2 separate regions of the Homo sapiens genome follow, and region 2 is linked to region 1. Evidence: read pairs that join two places in POLR2A ChIA-PET (ENCODE). Cell type or tissue: Panc1. All regions are shown on one strand. Each heading gives the region's core, and the rest is flanking DNA. Links, peaks and the distances in the headings are about the cores only.

Region 1 (2,918 bases), core at 318-2,817:
CCTGAACTTAAGGGATTCTCCTACCAGATCCTCCACAGTAGCTGGGACTACAGGTGGGCACCACCAGACTTAGCTAATTTTCTTATTTTTTTGCAGAGACAGGGTCTCACTGTGTTGCCCAGGCTGGTCTTGAACTCCTGAGATCAAGCAATCCTCCTGCCTTGGCCTCCCAAAGTGCTAGGATTAGAGGGGTGAGCCACCATGCCTGGCCTGCACTTGCACTTGACTAGTCTTAAAAAAAAAAAAAAAAAAGAATAAAGAATAGCCTTTTCCAAGGCTTCTGATCATAAAGAGGAGAAAGTCTTAGTTTGGAGCTAATAAGTTGCTAACACCTTTCTAACACTTGCTAATCTTTCCTAGAGCCCTCACAACTAACAGCATTAATTAATTAATTTTATTTTATTTTATTTTATTTTTAGATGGAATCTCGTTCTTTTGCCCAGGCTGGAGTGCAGTGGGTGTGATCTCAGCTCACTGCAACCTCCACCTCCCAGGTTCCAGGGATTGTCCTGTCTCAGCCTCCTGAGTAGCTGGGATTACAGTCGCCCGTCACCACGCCCAGCTAATTTTTTGTATTTTTAGTAGAGATGGGGTTTTGCTATGTTGGCCAGGCTAGTCTCAAACTCCTGACCTCAAGTGATCCGCCCGCCTCAGCCTACCAAAGTGCTAGAATTACAGGCATAAGCCACCATGACTGGCCCTAATAGCATTAATTTAATTTGATATTGTTATATTGTTTTATAAATATTTTCAAGCACACCCCAAAGAGAATAATATAATTAAGCTTCCATGGACCATCACCTAGCTTGAATTACTATCAACCTTCTATCAGTTTATTTTACATACCCACCCCCATCACATACCTTTTCCCAGGAGTAATTCAAAATAAATCCCATATATTATATCATGATACCCATAAATATTTCAGTATCTATAGCTAATAGATAAGGTCTTTCTTTTCAACATAGCCACATCGCCCTCATCTCATCTAACAAAATTAAAGTAGTTCCTTAATTAGCCATCTGTGGTGCTGCACGCCTGTAGTCCTAGCTATGGAAGGCTGAGACGGGAGGATTGCTTGAGCCCAAGAGTTTGAGGTCAGCCTGGGCGACATTGCAAGGCAAGGCCTCTAAAAAAACAGGAGAAAAAAGTAATCCCCTAATATCATTCGATACTCAGTCTGTGTTCAAATTTTCTGTTTTCTGAAAAATGCCTATTTAAATTTAGTTGCCTTGAATCAGGCTACAAAGAAGCTCGTGCTTTACACTGTATTCTTTTTTTTTTTTTTGAGACAGAGTTTCACTCTTGTTGCCCAGGCTGGAGTGCAATGGCGCGATCTTGGCTCACTGCAACCTCTGCCTCCCGGGTTCAAGGGATTCTCCTGCCTCAGCCTCCCAAGTAGCTGGGATTACAGGTGCCAGCCACCACACACAGCTAATTTTTGTATTTGTTAGTAGAGACGGGGTTTCACCATGTTGGTCAGGCTGGTCTTGAACTCCTGACCTCAGGTGATCCACCTGAAGTGCTCCCAAAGTGCTGGGATTACAGGCTTGAGCCACCACCGCGCCCGGCCTACACTTTATTCTTATGGTTCATTTAATCTATTAGAGATCCTCCCTTCACTCCCCACCTTTTGTCATGCCATTCATTTATTGAAGAAATCATGTTATTTGTCTTGCAAAATTCACCATATTCTGGTTTGGCTGATTTAATTCTTGTGTTTTTAGACACATTTCTCTATTCCTTTGTATTTCCCATAAACTGGTAGTTACACTCAGGTTAATTTCTTTTGCCATAAGTACTTCCTATGTCATGGTGTGCACATTTTATTACATCACACCATGAAGAACAAGATGTCTCTTTGTCCCACACTTAGTGATGTTAAGATTATTGAATTCGGATGTGAGGACGATCTGGCTACGATATGTGTCACCTCATTGACCGCCAGGGTTGATTTGGCTGCTCTGGCTGGCTAGGCAGGTGTCCCTGTCCTTCCTCACCACTCCATGCACGTCCCCCTGAAGCTGAGTGCTAGGTCTGAGAGGATGACCATCCCAGACAGAGCTGGACTGGTCTTCAGTCAAGGGTGTACAAACAGCTGCACTCCCCTGCTAGAACCTCCAAACAAACTATCAAGATTATTGAACTGGTTCAAGTACTGTTGTCCTGGCCCATCCATTACATGGTTCCTCATCGACCTCTCATTCCTTAATCGTTACTTTGACCCATTACTCTTAGGGGCTGCAAAATGTTGATCTTCAATTTCTAACAATGCTTCCTCAATGTTTTAAGGAAGAACTTCCCCTTGAGAAAGAAAAGTAGCTCAGAGCTGTCCAAAGAATGTGGAGTGTGCAAAATTTATCAGGCTGTGAGAGACCATGAGTATGAGACAGTCTTGACACCCACCCCCTTCCACTCCCATTTTCCAGGGACAATTGTTTAAAGGCATTTTTTTCTTTCTTTCCTTCACCAAAGCTTCCAGACTAGTTGATAAATAACCTAAACTGTTACCATAAGTTGCACTATGTGACCTTTACCCATTATCTTTATGTTCCTGGAATTTGTGGTGCAAAAGAACGTTGTATAGCCAATCAATAGCTTATGTTATTTTAATGTAAATTTAATTATACAAAACACTTAATAGTTCCAAAGTTAAAACTATATAACAAAGTAATCAGAGAACACTAGCTTTTTATCAACAACATTTTCTCTCTCCCTAAGGTAACCATCTCTATTAATTTTTAGTTTTACCTTTCAGTTGCTTCTTTTTGGGTATGTGAGCAAATGCACATGTGCATGTTTTTATTTTTCTCTCTCTTGCAGTCTAAACATTGCTCTGCACTTTGTTTTTAATGGTTTGTTCACTTTTTACTAATATTCCCTGAAGCTCATTCTATAGCATTATATAAAAATTATTC
Region 2 (2,918 bases), core at 308-2,807, 62 kb before region 1:
TTTTTTTTTTTTTTTTTGAGACAGGGTCTCACTCTGTCACCCAGCAGGAGTTCAGTGGCACAATCATAGCTCACTGTGACCCCGAGCTGCTGGGCTCAAGCAATTTTCTCGCTTCAGCCTCCCCAGTAGCTACAGGCCTGCATCATTGTACATAGCTAATTTTTTTTTTGTAGAGACAGGGTCTCAGTTTGTTGCCCAGGTTGATGTCAAATTCCTGGCCTCAAGTAGTGCTCCTGCCTTAGCCTCCCAAAGTGCTGGGATTATAGGTGTGAGCCACCATGCCTGGCTGTGTGATTTTAAAAAAAATAGAAATGCCCATATTATTATTTTAATTAGTGTTAGGTATAGATTTTAATAGTGATATGAGGAACTATAATATAGAAATTTTGATCTTTAAAACAAAAGGGATGTAATACATTAGGCCTTGTAGGTAGGTATATGAGAGGGGTGTTTTGGGGGGGTTTTCTTGTTTTTGAGACAAGGTCTCGCTCTGTCACCCAGGCTGGAGTGCACTAGCAAGATCACAGTTTACTTCAGTCTCAACCTCCTGGGTTCAAGTGATCCTCCTACCTCAGCTTCCCAAGTAGCTGGGACCACAGGTATGTATCACCAAGCCCACCTAATTTTTTAAATTTTTGTAGCGATAAGGTATCACTGTGTTGCCCAGACTGGTCTTGAACTCCTGGGCTCAAGCAATCCTCCAACCTCAACCTCCCAAAGTGCTGGGATTACAGGCGTGAGCCACTTCACCCAGCCTTACAAGAGGTTTTGAAAATGAGGTATCCACGTTTTAATTCACCTCCCCAAAAACTGCTAACCTCTTTGCCTTTTGCTCCTTACCATGCAAAGATCATACAAAGATCCAAGCCAGGTGTGGTGGCTCATGCCTGTAATCCCAGCACTTAGGGGGGCTGATGCGGATGGATCACTTGAGGCCAGGAGTTTGAGACCAGCCTGCCCAACATGGTGAAACCCCACTTCTACTAAAAATACAAAAATTAGCCAGGTGCCTGTAATCAGTTGCAGCTACTCGGGAGGCTGAGGCAGGAGAATTGCTAGAACCTGGGAGGCAGAGGTTGCAGTGAGCCAAGATTGTGCTACTGCACTCCAGCCTGGGCGACAGAGCAGGACTCCACCTCAAAAAATAAATAAATAAAATAAAATTAAAATAAATAAATAAAATAAAATCATACAAAGATCCAAAGAGGCCCTTTACTGGCTTAGAAAGACATGCCTAATTGCATTCCTCCCTTCTTTGGCATTGTCTCTTGGCAAATACATCACCTCCTCAGACTCTGTGGAGCACTGACCGTGCGCCAGGTACCTTGCTAATATTCTTTCCAAGAACGATCTCATTTAATATTCACAACATCCCTATTTCCTATTTCTCAAGTATGAAAACAGGCTCAGAGAGGGAAACAACTTGCCCTTGGTCACATAGCTAGGGCTAGAAGCTGGGACTCTCTGACTTCAAGTCCATGTTCTTTTACCCACTCTCAATACTGCCCAGAGAAAGAAGATACAGTTATGAATACAGAAAAGGGGCATATTCTTCTCAGAAACCCCTGAAAGGCTGGGGCTTTTCCTTCAATATCTCAGGCATGACACCAGATAATGCTGCATAGACAAATTTCCAAGTGATTTGAGAGTTCTGGAGTCCATGGCAAATCTTGAACATCTGCAGCCAAAGCTCTTTGCAGAAGGTTCTTTGCTGCACACTCTGGTACCACATATTAGAAGTCCTCACTTTCTGTGGCTTAGAAGAGGAATAAATAGCATATATATCAAGCACCCATTATGTGACAGTCACAGTGCTAGTTACAGTTTTTCAAGTCATCCTTACAAAAACTCTATGAAGTATTAACTCTTTTACAGATGTAGAAACTATGGCTCAGAAAGGCTAAATGACTGGCCTATAGCTGGAAGGGGGCAGAGCTCAGAATCAGACTCAGGTTTATGTCACTTGGAATTCAAAGCCCAATAAGGAAAAAAGAAACAAGAATAAAATATACATAAGACCTCATCTAAGGCCAGGCCCAGTGGCTCAGGCCTGTAATCCCAGCACTTTGGGAGGCCGAGTTGGGCAGATCACTTGAGGCCAGGAGTTCAACACTAGCCTGGCCAACATGGTACAACCCCGTCTCTACTAAAAATACAAAAAATACCGGGTGTGGTGATGCATGCCTGTAATCCCAGCTACTCAGGAGGCTGAGGCAGGAGAATCGCTTGAACCCAGGGGGTGAAGTTTGCAGTGAGCTGAGATTGTGCCGCTGCACTCCAGCCTGGGTGACAGAGTGAATGAGACTGTCTTAAAAAAAAAAAAAACTAATCTAATCTTCAAACAGCTCATTTCAACAGATAGGGAAACCAAAGCAAAAAGAAGTTAAATAATTGTTCAATCATGACATTGTGAAAAATGATACTTTGCCCTTTCCTCAGTTGCCACCAAGGTGCTTGGTCCTTCCGAGGAAGCTAAGGCCACATTGGGGTGAGGCCATCACTTCATCCAGTGACTAGCACCACCTCTGGCAATGTCAGCCCCACACTCGCCCGCGCCATGGCCTCCATCTCCGAGCTTGCCTGTGTCTACTTGGCCCTCATTCTGCACGATGACGAGGTGATCATCATGGAGGTTAATATCAATACCCTCATTAAAGCAGCCAGTGTAAATGTTGAACCTTTTGGCCTGGCTTGTTTGGAAAGGCCCTGGCCAACGTCAACATTGGAAGCCTCATCTGCAATGTAGGGGCTGGTGGACCTGCTCTAGCAGCTGGTGCTGCACCAGCAGGAGGTCCTGCCCCCTCCATTGCTGCTGCTTCAGCTGAGGAGAAGAAAATGGAAGCAAAGAAAGAAGAATCTGAGGAGTCTGATGATGACATGGGCTTTGGTCTTTTTACTAAACCTGTTTTATAATGTGT

The links. ChIA-PET counts read pairs that join two places held together with the same protein. Peaks named below come from ENCODE experiments on the same cell type or tissue, not always from the same donor. Only the 100,000 strongest peaks of a DNase experiment are listed, where the experiment ranks them.
Region 2: POLR2A ChIA-PET joins it to region 1 with 5 read pairs; 14 of 35 experiments call an interaction of 5 or more read pairs at or near these places.

Annotation. Positions count from the first base shown.
Region 1 is chr5:151,703,559-151,706,476 of GRCh38, reverse strand. It overlaps the pseudogene RN7SKP232. Among named protein-coding and RNA genes, the nearest start is that of SPARC, 18 kb to the right of the region's middle. In Panc1, for the core only: no CTCF peak of the experiment used is centred there; no DNase peak of the experiment used is centred there; H3K27ac peaks cover 2,500 bases.
Region 2 is chr5:151,765,879-151,768,796 of GRCh38, reverse strand. It overlaps the pseudogene RPLP1P6. Among named protein-coding and RNA genes, the nearest start is that of G3BP1, 4.6 kb to the left of the region's middle. In Panc1, for the core only: no CTCF peak of the experiment used is centred there; no DNase peak of the experiment used is centred there.